Regions from separate parts of the Homo sapiens genome. Here region 1 is linked to region 2. The links are chromatin loops, found by intact Hi-C in ENCODE. Cell type or tissue: B cell. All regions are shown on one strand. Each heading gives the region's core, and the rest is flanking DNA. Links, peaks and the distances in the headings are about the cores only. Region 1 overlaps PPP3CA (protein phosphatase 3 catalytic subunit alpha). Region 2 overlaps PPP3CA (protein phosphatase 3 catalytic subunit alpha).

Region 1 (8,346 bases), core at 156-8,155, 60 kb after region 2:
GAAATGATTTTTTGCCATGTTGGCCAGGCTGGTCTAAAACTCCTGACCGCAGGAGATCCACCCACCCGGCCTCCCAAAGTGCTGGAATTACAAGTGTGAGCCACCGCGCCCAACCCCCGAGTGACAATTTCAAAGAGGCATGGGATATGGATTTAAAAAGAAGCATGAAAGTTAACTCTCAAAAAGGCTCCTGAATAACAGGATTTTTTTCCTAGATTCAACATTACCCAAAAGGAAAAAAATTTAAATTAGTCAGTTAATTATGTTTTAAATATCAGTTACTTCTGAAATATCTATCAAAAAAGCAATTCTTATCTTAAACAATCATGAAATTTCAGGTATGGTAGTCTCTGGAGATGTGTGAGGAGAGAAGACTTCATAAAGCACTTTGAAGTCACCCCAAATGTGCCTACCTAAATGTTTCAAGATTATTCAATTTACAGACTGGCTAGCAAAGGCACAGTCTCCCATGACAGGTCTCGGCCTTTCTTCCCCCCAGAGATATACATGATATAACATTCACTTCTACGAAACACTAGGATAAACAAATCCAGATTCTAATGAACCACTATAAAAAAAAATGTTCAGGGAAATACACACATATGTAATTTCCACTGTGATTAAAGACTTATCAGTAAGATCAAGCAACTGCAATTTATACAAAATGCCCACCATGACAGTTGCAGCTCCATCCCTTCATGTCAGAATGCAAGTGAAAGTAGCATTTTAGGGTTGAACGTAAATCCACTCTCGTTTATACGTAGATATCTTAAAATAAGTCATCTGCAAACTTCTTTAGGTTATCAGTAGCTGTTAATACCTCACAGCTGAGTTTAACACAACACTGTGTTGACACCATAGTTGGAAGCCACTGGTCTCCTTCATATCTCAGTGAAACTGAAACTAGTTATCAAATTACAACCAATTTTACTACATTTGCCAAATTCAATGGCGTTAGGAGCAGACAATCTTCAAAGATTAGGCACAAGTGAAAGCAAGCAGAAGAGGCAGGTTTGGCTCTGGTCAAGTGAGGTGCTGAGCTAGCTGTCTTTGTGGCATGATTTGAAAAGCAAATAAAGGGGGCATGGCCTGTCTCTCAATAGCCCCACTATCACCACATGGTGCTATGCTTTCATCCTGTCTTTATTACTTGCCTGTATTATAAATGAAAGGTGAGAGCAATGCCTTTAGAAAGTCACTGTTAAAACGCGTCTGCTATCTAGGTTTTACAGACTTCTACTTATAGACCAGATTAGGCGTTTGACAACTTGAAACTGCCTAAGTTCTGGGAAAAAATAACAAGGGAATTTCAATGGGAAAGGCATGAGAACTAAGAGCATCATGACTGGCAATCCTCACCCTCCCAAAGGGTATCTCGGGATGCTAAACTGGGCCCACCTATGAAAGACTTCTGAGTTCCAAGTTGGCATGAGGACACAGAAGGGCAAGCAAGAGTACCAAGGAAGAGAGCACAAGATGCTGGAGGTTCCATGGAAGAAGTCAGTCAAGATCAACCTTTGTTCACTTCTCCATTTTCAAGGGACTCCAATAGACTGACCTGGATTTAAAGGTAGACTCCTAGGATGGAGGAGGACCTAGAAACTGGCCGGGCATGGTGGCTCACACTTGTAATCCCAGCACTTTGGGAGGCCGAGGTGGGTGGATCACCTGAGGTCAGGAGTTCAAGACCAGCCTGGTCAATATGGTGAAACCCCATCTCTACTAAAAATACACACACACACAAAAATTAGCCAGGCATGGTGGCAAATGCCTGTAGTCCCAGCTACTTGGGAGGCTGAGGTGGAAGAATGGCTTGAATCCAGGAGGCGGAGCTTGCAATGAGCCAAGATCACACCACTGGGCTCCAGCCTGGGCAACAAGAGCAAAACTTTGTCCCCCACCTCCAAAAAAAAAGCAAACAAAAACATGCTGGGTGAGGAATAGCTAGAAGACTTAAGAACAAGAAAGCTGGCCGGCCGCAGTGGCTCACGCCTGTAATCCCAGCACTTTGGGAGGCCAAGGCAGGTGGATCACTTGAGGTCAGGAGTTCAAGACCAGCTTGACCAACATAGTGAAACCCATCTCTACTAAAAATACAAAAAAATTAGCCAGGCATGGTGGCGCATGCCTGTAGTCCCAGTTACTGGGGAGACTGAGGCACAAGAATCGTTTGAACTTCAGGAGCCGGAGGTTGCAGTGAGCCAAGATCGTGCCACTGCACTCCAGCCTGGGCAACAGAGTGAAACTGTCTTAAAAAAAAAATGAAAAAAAAAAAAAAAGAAAGCTGTTTTTAATAGCAAATGAGCTCTCTGGAGGCAAACAGGTAAGACTTATTCTATGGAATTCTGTAGGACAATGCTAAGAACAAGTAATATATATTCAAAGCATCAGATTGTAATCAAGAATAAGAAAATATTTCTTCAAAGCAGACTTGTCCAGGATGGAGTGAGAGGTATATGGAATAGGGAGCTGCCTCTCACTAGATGTGTACATGCAGGGGCGGGATTCTATCCATCAGAGAGGCTGGAGAGGGAGTTCCACATTAGAGATAGCCTAAGCTAGAATTCTGGTGTACCTTCCAATTCTGGGAGTCTCATTTGTAGGCCTAAATTCAGGCATGAGCAAGTGTAAGAGATCAAAGGTCTCCCCTACATCCCCCAATCCTTCTCCCCAGCAAATAGAGGGTTCTGAGCCAGACAGAAAATTAGATTTCCATGGTTCCTTCCAGCTTCAAAATGCCATAATTTTAGGCTTAGACTATTCTTCAGCACACATAAAGTTCACATTTACAACAAAAATAAATAAGAATCATCTATTCTCTCCATTCAGAAGATTCCCATAAACCATCCCAATGTTAAATGCCCCTAACTGGTTAAATTTTTTTAAAAATCACCTAATTCTCTGATGCTTCTAAATATTTTCTCTTCTTTAGTTGACTGGGGTGATGAACAACTTCTGAGTATGATCCACTACAGAAAGAGACTTTCTAATATTTGAAGCCTCTAGTTAAATCACCACTCACCCTTTTTTGTTCAGACTGAATAATCTCTCACTTCCTGTCACAATTTATTTAAAGTCCTTTAATCATCTTGGGGACTGTTTTGTAAAACATACTCCAAAATTTAACACATCCGTTTCTGGAAGGGCACGTGGAACGAGATAGAGTACTCAGGGAGAATTCTGACCAGAGGCGAGGACAACAGAGATTCCCTCCTGGTTGCTGAATGCAAATCAACAGAAGCTAACAGTGAGATTTTATGTAGGAAACTATAGTTTCCTTAGTCTTCAACTCTTTGAAATGAAAGTATTTCTGTGTTAGTGAGACAAAGTATATCCCGGCCCATGTGAGAGACTGGAAATATTCATTCAGAACAAAAATAAAATGGAGCTTGGAAAGGCCCAGCTGGCTTTCTTTAACCAGAAGTCATACAACCACATCTGGGGTAGCGCAGCTTTAGCGGTCTTCTGTAAGGATGGGACTAAGAGCAAGTGCCTCACTATACTGCCACTCTGTTGGTGTGGAGTCCAGTACTGAGCTTTTCTAAAAACACTCACCATGCAGACATGCCATCAGGAGAGGTGACTCATGAGCAGCCTGTACTCGTGATGGGCCTGAAGATTTTTTATTGGTATATACACAGTAAGTTATCACCTATCGGGGTGTACAGTATGTTTTAATCTCTGTTCTAATTCCTAATCTTATACATTTTTATTCATTTGAATTTGCACATTGTGAAGACTAATATGGGCCTCCCATATGCTTGTCAAATGGCTCTCCCCTCAATTTAGTATCATCACCTGTCTTCCTGAGAAAGAAACCATCACTCACCTTTGAGGAAATCAACCTATACACCTTGTGACAATAATCCATTAAAAGTCAAGCACTCCCTATGGGAAGGCCACTTCTGCCAGTTATGCTTCTGCATGCTGGCTACCGAGCAAAATCCATATAATGCCAGTTAATAAAATACAGCACTTCAAAAACTCACAGGAAAACACACTTCTACAAAGACTGGAGCTTACAAGTCAAGACTCATCAGACATTTGTGTACTGATCACGATTTAAGATTGACAAAATTTCAAAACATAAAGGAACCCCATAATTTAGAAATTTAAATCCATCTTATCCTTTGTTATTTCATTCCTGTAACAACTATGTATCAAATGCCTATTCTACAGCAGGCCCTGTGCTAGAGCTAAAGACACAAAAGTAGATAGAACTTCTGTCTCTAGGACTTTCCACCTCCTGGGGAGGAGAGGCAGACAAGGAAACAAGTCATCACAGCAACATGCTCTTATCAAGGTGTCCTCTGTGAGAAGGAAGAGGCTCAATTCCTTTATTCTAAGTGAAGGTGTCAGGAGATGCAGGTCTCAAAGGAGGTAACTTCTGAACTGAAGCTCGAAAGAAGAGAACTGAATGATCAGGAGAACATTTGTTATCCCAATAATCAGGCCCAGCAGAACAGGAATGTGTGTAACTTTAATAGCATTAAATATACATGAACCAACAATGCCAGATTTATCATTTTTTAAAATCAAATTCCTTTGTAAAAAGCAAACAAAAAATAAAACAAACTTGAATTCCTGACTCAGGTTCCATCTTTTTAAGAATATATCTTGCTTTTAATTTAACTTGATAAAACAGCATAACTTACAAGATGTTTTAAAAACAAATGTCAACGGATGGCTCAAAGCCCACTTGTGAGAATCTAAGGAGACAGCAGCGTTAGTGCCACCTTTTTCTTAACTTTTCATAGCCCATGTATCTTTCCACTGGATGGCATCCAATGACATTTTGGGGGCCAGAGAAGGGAAGGAGGTCATGTTGGAGAAGGCAGCATTTCTGGATTACAGAAGCATTATAGGAAATGATATATTGAGATGTAAACAGGGAAAGAGGTTTTTTCCAATTTGTTCTTTTTCATGAAATTTACCAGGTCATTTTATCTTCAAGTCCAAATCTAGACAATAACTAAAATACACAAATCATCCAATAATCAAACACTCAGTGATTAACATATTTTTTCTCATTTGTCAGAAATTGACCAGCCTAAAGGGGAATACAATAAAAACTGAAAGACAGCTGTCAGGTTCAAGCAAATAAATTAAATTGAATAGAACTTAGCCTTTTACATTCAGCAGGGACAAAGTGAGTTCAAGTGACCGAACAGAACAGCTCTCATTCTAATTGTGTAACCTTATTAATGCCTCCTTCTCATACTCCATGCCCTGATTGGGCTGGAGAAAGAAGCACTCCAATTCGCCAGTCACCATACAGAACCAGTTACAAATGGAACTTAATATAATACACTCAAAATAAAAACAATTTAGAAGGCTTCAGGAGGCACATGAGAATTTTACAATATCCATCTCATTCAAAAGAATTTATTCAGTGCATTTAATAAGCAAGGCATTGAGCTAGGGACCAATAAGACAATGACCATTTTTTCCAAACTAAAACTCTGAATACAAATATTAACAATTTTATGCAACTTCCAAGTATATGCAGCAACCAAGACACATAGTTTAGACACTGACATACTAGAATTTCCAAAACATTCTGATATTACATAGAAAGAACTGGACATTTTAAATAAAAACTACTACTAATTCTTCCCCAAAGAAAGGAAAACTGGGACAATAAAATCACCACAGAAAGACTCTAAGTCTAAGAATCTTAGAGCTGATGAAAATTTTTTTAATTTAGCTCCATATAAATAAAACTCTCTCTTTGAACATCAACCATCATTCTTCCGGTTTCACAGTTGTCAAAAGTACCTGAAATTGACAAACATTGTAAACTAGTATGTCATAATATTGAGATAGCTTTTATAAATCCCTGATATCTATTTGTTTCCCTCTTTTGCAGACAGACACAAGCAAAATTTCCAGTTGCAAGAGACAGAAGTTCACAGACAGGTAGACCATTTTTTAAAATAGAGTCATAGTATATTTTGCTGTGAGACAAAAGCATGGATAAGGAAAACAAAAAGGACAGCAAAGTTCTATTCCTCTCTATGATGGTCTCAAAAAGAATCTACCTGAATTCCAAAAACATAGCATTTTAATAATTTATTGCCACTTTGTCAGTGAGGGCTTTTATTTTTTTAATATCTAAAGCTTCCACTACCCGAGTGCATATTTGTTAAAACGGATTTGAGATACCAGCAACTGGGCTAGGTCATAAAGTTGATAACCCATCTGATTTAAGCCATTATTCAGAACCCCTAACCATGGAGGAATACACAATTGTTATTTCACTTCTCATATGAAATATAATTGATGGATTCATATAAAAGATGGAATTATTGTAAAATAAAATGATTTTAAAATGCTGAAAATGTCAAGAGTACTAAAGACTTAATTTACAAACTGAAATCCTATTTCATTGCCTACATCAGTCCTACCTAATGACTGCTTTAAAAATAGGAATGCAACACCTCAGAATCACTGGCTGATATTTTCACCTGAGCCTGCTCTAGAAATTAACAAAATCATCAAATCTGAAGATTTTGTTTGTCAAACCAGAGCATCAGTGTGGGTCATTAAGTGGAGTTCAGAAAAACAGGCTTAAGACAACATCCTTCAAAATGAAAGTAAATAACATTCTTTTGCAGGAGAGTATACTATTCTATTTCTGTGTATATATTTACCTGAACAGAAAGCAATGTTTAACAGTATTTCTTTATAAACCTCAGGCCAAGGTCAGACTAAATTATAATATTTATCACCAGAATTTGATGTCTGCTAAAAACAGAAATATAAAAAGCTTCCTCTCCTAATCAAACTATTTTACATAGTTAATTATTTAGTAAAACAAAATGCGAAATGAAATGTGAAGATATCTTAAATATACCAAAAGAAGTGGCCATTTTCTTTTTTTCTTTTTCTTTTTTTTTTTTTTAAGAGATATGGTCTTGCTATGTTGCCCAAGCTTCCACCTCAGCATCCCAAAGTGCTAGGATTATAGGTGTGAGCCACCACACCTGGCCAGTGGCAATTTTCAAAAATGTTTTCAAGCAAGAAAAGCCTCTTTAATAAAGAAAATAATGTGTTTACACTTACCTGTAACCATTCTATCTATTCTGTCTCCACTTCTTTAACTATAAAAATAAATGTCATCATAAGCTACTCTTGACCCAAGGCACTCATGGCTTTCAATGCTAATGGTTCTGACTATTCTCAGGTGACCAGAAAATACATAACACGTGTCATTTCTAATTCTGTGTTAGCAGTGACTGAATCGCCATTACCAGGCAGTGGACAAAGTGTTAACCACACACTCCCCATTTCCCATTTGATTATCCTTCGGTCCTCACAAGTTGACAGTGGATACAATTACTCCCCTTTTATGTATAGAGAAAGTTAGCCTGTGAAGTTATAACATATACCAGTGGAATTACAGAAAGCTGAAGTTCAAGGTCTCACCATATCCCTCTTGTATATCAAGAGACTGCTACATCAGAAAGTTGCTGGAAAAAAATTGACAAAATGATTTTTAGTAATTATCAAAATTCTATATCATGAATCACCACCATTCTTCATAGTTCTAGAAGTATTCAAAATGGTAATTTAACCATATTTGCTAAAAGGAGAGTGAGTATCTGCAAAAATGCTGTTTTCCAATGAGGTCACCCTAAATGGATTCTTTATTTGGTGTCATAATTAGTTTCAAATTTACACATAGCTGACACAAAAAAAGATAAGGAAAAGCATGAGAGGCCAATTACAAAAGTTATAAATGAATGGTCTATCAAAATTATATTTCATCTCGCTAAAATTACAAATAAAACAAAGAGACAAATAGATTTTAAAAGGCATATTTTTAAACAAATCTTAGAGTAAACCTCATTAATTAGATTCTAGATGTTAATTTTTTCCTATTTTAACTGGATGTCTTAAGATAAACTGTCCATTTAAAATAAGGGTTCTATCCCACACTTCTCAGAAAAACTATTATCTTCAAAATGTTGATTATTCTAATTGATGGCATTTTAGAATCACTGGAATTCCCCTGAATCCCAGTCTCAATTGTTGCATTAATCATTAAATTTACTGAATGTTTTTACAACAATGCACTTGTGTTATATTCACTTTATAATAGTCCCAAAAGGAAATGTTAATAAATAGACCAACCTAACTCGTAACGAACAGGATGAATTTGCATACTGTTCACTAAGTATTGAAAAGAATTTGTTCTCTTGGTATATTAACAATGCTGGAACTATGTTGTTTATACTTTTTGGTTATCGGACCCCTTTCTTCACATCCAATGCTGATGTAAACTTCAGCCAACAAACACTGGTGTTTTTTCACAATAAATTTAAATTCATGATATTGAATTAA
Region 2 (8,346 bases), core at 24-8,023:
CCAAGACACTTTAAGCAATAAAACAATTCATATGAGATAAATTGTGTGAGTAATAGCATTGAAAGCCTTTAATAAGCAATAATTGACATCTTTTTTATTAATCACAAAATGTTCAAAAGTTCAAAAATGAAACTGAATCATTTTCAGTGATTGGGCTCCAAAAAGTTAATTATTTAACATGGCAGAAAGTCTTTCACTGACCCTACTTCCTCATTAGCCTCATTATTTCCTCATAACCCTCATACTTAACGGTATATATTCTTGCCACGAAGAACATCTTTCTGATCTCTAAACTCTCTGCAGCCCTGACTCCAAGCTTCTGCAGTAATTATTCCTTTACTTTCACATCCCTTCTCTCACTAACTTATTTGGTTAACTGCCACCCATATCTCAGGTCCTGGTTTAGTTGTCACTTCTCATAAAGCACCTTCCTGATCCTCAGGGCTGCAGGTAAGCACCTTTCCTATGTACTCTCACAGTACCATGTTCTTATCTGTAATCGCCTATAGAAAGTTATACCTTCTTTCACGTCAAATCCTTAAGAAACACGGTTGCCAGTATATTATAACCTTGTACCACCCATATTCCTTGAGAGCACTGCATAAAAGATATAAGGCTAGGAAAATCATACTACTACCGAGCAGAAATCATTCCAATTATTTTCAAATACACGAGGCTTATCTGAGAAAAACAACAAATGACTTCAACATACTTGCATTTTTAACATTACTGAAGATAAAACCAAAGAATCAAGGTCATTCTCATATTTATCTAAAATTTAACAAAGGTCACATTTTCTTCAGAACAAAGACTCAAAATTATAAAATACTAAGCAAATGATAGTCTACCTATTCCTCTATTTAACTGCTTTTCAATCTTCTTGGCTGGAAGCTTGTTATGTGCAAGGTCACTTTTACATCTTTTTTGTTTGTTTTGGGGTGGTGTGGTTTTTTTCGCTTTTTGTTTTCTGTGTGTATGTGTGGTTTTTTTTTTGTTTTTTGTTTGTTTGTTTGTTTTTTGTTTTTTGTTTTTTTTTGAGACAGGGTCCAGCTCTGTTGCCCAGACTGGAGTGCTGTGGAAATCATAGTTCACTGCAGCCTAGAACTCGAGATCCCAAGAAATTCTCCTGCCTCAGCCTCCTGCGTAGCTGGGATTAAAGGTGCACCATCATGCCCAGCTAATTTTTCTAATTTTTTTGTACAGATAAGATGTGACTATGTTTCCCAGGCTGGTCCCGAACTCCTGGCATCAAGCAATCCTCCTGCCTCAGCTTCCCAGAGCACTAGGATTACAGGCTTGAATCACCGCTCCTGGCCTTATCAAGGTTTTGTATCGAGATTACGGAAACCTGCCCATATTAAACAATGAAGGAAACAAAAAACACCTTTAGAGAAGGACCTCCTCTGAAACTTGTAAGCTGAAGCCTCTAGAACAAAACCAAATTAATATGAGAAGTAATTGGTGTCAAGATGGTGTCTCTAATTCACAGACTCTGAAAGCATAGGTATCAACTTTTTATTTAATAAAAACTATATTATTTTTTTCTGAAAATTAAACAGTTTAAAATAGTTTCAGTCTTTAGTTCAAATTCCTCTTATGCCTTCTCAAACTTTTACACTGAATGTTTTTCATGACTTGTTTTCCATTTTTCCTCACTAGCTTTTCCCCCCACATTTGTCAGGCAGTTTGTTTACATGGTACTTTCACATACATTATCACGCAGTTCATTTCTTCACTCATCCCATCATGCATTCATGTACCATGTATTTATCAGACATCCACTATGTACAGGAAATAGGGTTTGCCTTTGCATGTTTACTATATTAAAATAAAATATGTTGTTTGGAACAGTTTTAGATTTAGAGAAAAAAAAACTGAATGGTAAGTACAGAGTTCCCATTTACCCCTTTACCTCCCACACAGTTTCCCCTATGTTAACATCTTGCATTAGTACTGTATATTTGTTGAAATTAATTGCTGAGCCAGCGTTGATACGTTATTATTAACTAAAGCCCACAGTTTACATTGAGGTTCATTCTTTGTGTTACACATTCTACGGATTTCAACAAATGTATAATGACATCTATCCAGCATTATGGCTAGGACCTGATATTTTCAAAATATTAGGACCTGATATTTTCAGGTCCTAAAAGTCCCCTGTGCTCCACCTATTCATCCCTCTTACTCCCCAGATCTACCCACTTGCCCTGGGATTCACTAACCTTTTCACTGTCACCATATTTTTGCCTTTTCCATAATATCACATAGATGGAATCATACACAGCCTTTTCAAATTCACTTCTTTCACTTACCAATTGACATCTAAGTTTTCTCCATTTCTATGTGGCTTGGTACCTCATTTCTTTATATCTCTGAATAATACCTCATCATATGGATGTACCACAGTTTATCTATCCATTCACTTATTGAAAGACATCTCGGCTATTTGGAAATTAAAAATAAAGCTGCTGTGGACATTTGTGTACGGGTTTTTGCGTGGACCTACATTTCCAATTCATTTAGGTAAATATCAAAAAACGCATTTTAAAAATTTAGTAACAAAGTTAACACTTGATTTGTTTAAATGTCCCAATTTGACAGAAATTGCTCTTCTATTTGCATTTACTTATGAATATTCAGATAATATAGTATGCAAAAGTTTCTAATGGTTCTTGTCTCCTCAGAGGTCCATCTTGCACATTCAACTTACGCATGCCTACAATTCCTGTTAGACAAAAATAGCCATTATTTCTCTAAATGTACATAGCATAGCAAAAATGCTCCCCAAAATTTAAATCAATCTATAAATGTGCATTGGCTTTTACATTTTCCAGTGACAAACCTAAGCCAAATCAAGTCAACAATATTTATTAAGTACCTACTATGGGCAAATCACAGACCCTGCTGGCTGCAAACAGGGTTTTCTACTTGTCAGTGGTCTAAGAGTGTTCAGGATTCTGTCTACACCAGTGACTCACAATGTTCTTTAGAAGAAAATTCCATGAAAACCAAAGCAGTAAGTCATAACACTGAGATAGTGACTATATTAGTCCTATAAATCCCCTTCCTAATCTTCCTAGGATCAGTCCTGATTTTTCTTAAAGCCTATATAAAACCAGATATGTTTTTCCCAGTTCACAACATTGAATCTAGCATATAAAACTCCATTTGCTTTATACGGAGAAAGGGCCACTTCTTAATTCTGGCACCAAACATAAAAAATGAAACTTTAAAAGCTATTAGTAAAAAAAAAAAAAAAAATAAAAAAATTAAAAAGTTATTTTAACTACGACTTTTAAATTCAATGTTATGAAATAAATTTAACACTGCAATTATTTTGCCATATTCAGTTTCTTAATTATAAGCTTACAATGAGGTAAGCATGTCTTTAAAATATATTCAATTTTATTTAAAGATTGCTTAGTCTACCTGTCATTTGTCAGCCCTCTGCTATTACCCCATTACCCCAAATTTTGCCTCTCACTAACCCTCAGAATTAGGTCCATTAACTGCCCCAAAGACACCTGATCCCCTCCTCATCACTCCCTCTACCACCTTCCCAGCTGCAGTGGCTTAGAAATAGCTGCTGCTCAGAAACAGACCTCTCCATATTGAACTTGGAGCTCTCAAACTATGTTTCCTGAGACTCTTGCTCTGCTATAAAGCAGACTGCGGATACCACAGAGGTGGAATATTAACTTCATTGTGTCCTGAAAAACAACTGATCATGAAGGCCAACCAGGCCTACCCATAATTCTGAGGTGTGTCGGCAATGTTATATATAGGTAGGGTTTGCGTGGGCAGTCCCAGTTTATGTCTGTTACAACTTTTATCTTCAAAGCATCCTGATTTACACAATAAATTAGAAGTTCACCCTGGTCATAAGCACCCCTTCATTCTACACATTCACTTTATATTTTCCCTACCATCCCTTTAAACAATCACCCCCGTGGACATCTGGCCCCCTTTGTGCCACTGGCTATCAAAACTTTCTGAGCTTTAACTACAAGGATTCTGTAGCCACCACTTTTCATACACACTATATTCTATGCAGGCCCATTTTTAAATATGACAGATTTGTTTTATGAAAACCGATCAATTTCCCAATAAAGCCTTTCTCTTCCAAACTAAAAAATGTAATTAAAATGTCTTGCATCAGACTTAGAAGCATAAAATTACCAGAAATAAATCACAAACCAATCACCTTCTCACTGAAAAAAGTTAGGACAATGTTCTAAAGTCAAAAATAGCAATTGTTACAGAATTAATAGTAAAGATGAGTGCCTAGAATTAAAAAAGAAAAGGGTAGCCACACACACACACAATTCAATTACATTTTACAAATGGCAAGGTCAAAAAAAAATGTGTGATCCAAGAGCAGCAAATGGATGAGTAACAGTAAGGCAGAGGTTCAAGGTGAGAAACAAGTTTGGGGTAGCTTAATTAAGGATCTAAGGAATGACATTTAGAAAGCAGAATAAAGTAACAGGCAGGAGAAAGGCTGCAGGAGGTCCTAGAGAGTTAGAAGCAGAGTAAGAGCCAGTAAGCAGTTGACCAACATCAGATACCTGACTCTGCTGTGCTTGTGGGGCAGCCAATGATCAATTAGAATTTCCGTTAGTAAAGAGTGGGAAAAAGCATTCCCATGACTCACATGGGATAATTGCTAAATGGTTAATGCTGTATATAACTGCGTATTTTGTATCAGAATAAGTACAGCCCTCCAAAAGATAACTTGCAGAGTCATTCATCAGCTTCAACTGAGCAGCCTGATTGAAACCAGCTGAGCCAATGACATCACCACAGGCTTTTTACTATAAAAAGGGCAAGCTCTGTGAGGTCAGGAAGTAGAACTAAGCTCCGTGAACAGAAGCCAAGCTGAAAGAGGGAAGAGCCAAGAGAAGTTCAGAGAAGAGACTCATTCCAAGAAGAAGCTAGAATGAGCAATTTGCTCAGAGACAGCTGCAGAAGAAAAAGGCACACAATGGAAATCTTCCTTTAAGAATAAGGGGCTGCTGTTTCTCACTAAAGAAGTAAGTTATCTAAAGTGAAGTTTCAAAGGAGAAATTGACGGAAGCACTTTCACATTTTCAGTTCCTGGAACTGAAATCAACTATAACATCATCGTGGTAGTAATGTTCATGTAGTCTTTTCCCTCAATGTATATTAATTGAGCACTTACTATGGACCAGGCACTGTAGTAAGAAATGGGAACACATTAGCGAATAAAATGGACAAAAGTCACTGCCCTCTTAGAGCATATATTCTTGGAATGTAAAGCAATAAACAGACAAATATACGGCATGTCAAATAAGCATTAGAGAGAAAATTAAGAAGAAAAAGTAGCCAGATTGAGAATAGTGATATTTGAGCAGACGTAAGGAGGTGGGGAGACTAAGCCATGTGGGTATCTGGGAGAAAAGCATGGCAAACAGAGGTAATAGCAAATATAAAGGCCTTGAGCTGTGAATCTGTTTTCTTTTTTAAATAAATATCAAGAAGGCCACCATTACTGCTCAGAAAGAACAAGGGAAAGCAAGAGTCTGAGTGTGGACAAGTTAATTTAGACAGGCAAGTGAAAGTGTTAAGCAGGTATTTTGTATATATGAGACTAGAGGCACTGAGGAAAGATTCAAACTGTAGATAAAAACTGGAAACGGACCAGGTGTGGTGGCTCATGCCTGTAATCCCAGCACTGTAGGAGGCCGAGGCGGGTGGATCACCTGAGGTCAGGAGTTCGAGACCGGCCTAGCCAACATAGTGAAACCCCATCTCTACTAAAAATACAAAAATTAGCCGGGCATGGTGGCATGCACCTGCAGTTCCAGCTACTTGGGAGGCTGAGGCTGGAGAATCACTTGAACCCAGGAGGCAGAGGCTGCAGTGAGCTGAGATCACCTCATTGCACTCCAGCCTGGGTGACAGAGCCAGACTCAGTCTCAAAAAAAAAAAAAAAAACTGGAAACCATCAGTGTCATACATAAAAGAAGAATGCTTGAGCTCACTCCACAAATGCATTATATAGAAAAGAGAAGGGGGCATTCCAATGGTTAAATGGTTAGAGACTGGAGAAACAAAGAAGAAATAGGAAAAAAAAATGACTGAGAGAGAACAGCCTATGATGCAGGAGGAGAACCAAGAGCATGTGATTTGCAAGTACTCCAGAGAAGAATGTGTTCCGGGAGAGACAGTGTGATCAGCTGTGTTAAATGCTATGCTAAGTCAAATTAGATGAGCCTGCTATTCAACCTGACAACACTGAGGTTATTGGAGACTTTGACAAAAGAAGGCTCTGAAGCAGTGAATGAGGAAAAGCTTTGGAGAGGGTTCAAGGAAGAATGGGAGAAGAGCAATTTGAGACAGTGAACGTACATAATTCTTTTGGAGAGTTTTGCTCTGAAGAGAAATGCAGCAGTAGCTGGATAAGAACATGGGCTCAGGAGAAGCTTTATTATTTCAAGACAGTAAAAACTATGGCATCTTCTGCTAATGAGTATGATCCAACAAAGAATAGAAAATGCTGATGCAGAAAAGAGGACTTCCTGGGGCAATGCTCTTAAATACGTAAGAGGGGGTGAGATCCAGTAAAGAAGCCTTGGCTCTTCTTTGGTCTAAGTGAAATTTAATGTGTATGGATTATAATATAATTTGATTTGTATAAAAAGTTAATATAATTGAGTTGGCTATGAATGAGAATGTATCAAAAAAATTTGCCACAACTTTCTGAAAGTCTTAAGTTATTTAGGCTATGCTACAGATGGTTTTTAAGTCAATCAAATGTAATAAGAAAGTGGTTAAACATTCAGCATCCAACTCAACTAAGTCAATCGAATGTAATAAGAAAGTGGTTAAACAGCATTCAACTCAAGTAAGAAAACAAACTAGGTTCTTCCATAATTTCATTTTAATTTTATATAGTGAAAAAAGCATCCTCCCTAAATTAATCAAAATGCTTGTCTACATATAACAAAGACAGACTTGCTAGTTATTGAGGGTCTTTTTCCTGTACTAGTTGCCAAATGACAAACCTGGGGAGGAAAACAGAAGAATCTGCATTCAACATACATTCAGTTAGACCTCAGGGGGCCTATAAATACACATTCATGGAGCTTTCCATATCTACAAAAATTGATATTTGATATCCCTCCACCCCATACCTTTTCCTGGGAAAAGCTAGTCCAGAAAATGAGAATATATTATCTTCGCATCTATGGCAAGTTTGAAAGTGACTTGCAGTTATTCTATATGAGCTTAGATAATCCACTACCAAAATCATTTTAAATCTGGCTTAACTGCTAAGGCCAATTTTGAGTAGAAGTGTTTTTGACAGTCAAAGCCTTGATAACCACTTCACACCTACCTAGAGGCCCCTGCAACCAAGAGCTAAGTGGCAACAGAAAAAAACTACAGTTTTTCTATCCTATCTGTGAAAACCAGAAGAATGACAAAGGTGATTAGATGAGTGAAATGTGATGGACAGACCTCACTACAATTCATGTTAGATACAGGTCCAGACCTCTTCCCAGAAGATTGCTTTAAGTTGGTAAGACATGGACTTACCTGATAGGTCCTGAATTCCACTGGCCTGTTCTAAATGACAGCGCAGTCAGCATATTCCCTGGATTGGACTGATCTCAGGGCTTCTAGTCCTGGCTTCCTGTGTCAAGGTAGTGTTTGACTCACACTCATTCTGGGTTCTTCCCCATTTCTTCTTTGGTCTATTCACTTGTTGATTTTGCAACCCAAATAATACTATTGTCAATAGATGTCCAAAGACTGGGGTAGAATTAATTTAACATAATGCATGTGGCTGCTTAAACACCCTAGCAAGCTTCCCTTCCTGAGCCTGCTGAGATGCAGGAAGTAAAGCAAGGCTCCCACCCACCTCGCACCACAGAAACATGGCTGATTTACACAGAGGAGGAAAACCTGTTTCCGGGGCAGTCCCCAACATATTTAGCATGGACTTTTAAAACAGCTCATCCAACTCTAATTTGAAATCTAACTTTGATAAAATAAGCAGCCATTTTAAGTAAATGCCTTTCTTTTCTATCTATCCTTCACTTATCTGGGTCAAGTATTATTTGGTTCATATGTATTAAATAATAAGAGTTAATTTTATAGGTTCACATAATACAATTAACACATTCTCAATCAAAGCTCTTTCTTCATGTTTTAAAAATGTAAAACAAAACAAAAAACCCTTCAAAATCAAAACCTGCACTACTCAGTTTTCTCACAAATTATTAGTATTACCACTTTACAGGAAAATAAAAATTTACGGGAAAGCGTCAAATTTCAAAAAGATGGTTTTCAAACACTTGGTTTTAACATGTAGCTGGTCAA

The links. Hi-C counts contacts between places; a loop is a spot of excess contacts. Peaks named below come from ENCODE experiments on the same cell type or tissue, not always from the same donor. Only the 100,000 strongest peaks of a DNase experiment are listed, where the experiment ranks them.
Region 1: a loop joins it to region 2, with 2.5 times the contacts of the local background. A loop is called at or near these places in 28 of 110 quality-filtered maps.

What each region holds. Positions count from the first base shown.
Region 1 is chr4:101,334,319-101,342,664 of GRCh38, forward strand. The region is part of intron 1 of PPP3CA (protein phosphatase 3 catalytic subunit alpha); the gene reads right to left. Among named protein-coding and RNA genes, the nearest start is that of MIR1255A, 8.1 kb to the left of the region's middle. In B cell, for the core only: no CTCF peak of the experiment used is centred there; no DNase peak of the experiment used is centred there; H3K27ac peaks cover 5,634 bases.
Region 2 is chr4:101,274,879-101,283,224 of GRCh38, forward strand. All of the region lies in intron 1 of PPP3CA (protein phosphatase 3 catalytic subunit alpha), which reads right to left. Among named protein-coding and RNA genes, the nearest start is that of MIR8066, 38 kb to the left of the region's middle. RefSeq lists an enhancer at 4,654-4,948. In B cell, for the core only: no CTCF peak of the experiment used is centred there; DNase peaks (open chromatin) are centred at 323, 4,913 and 7,893; H3K4me3 peaks cover 693 bases; H3K27ac peaks cover 2,531 bases.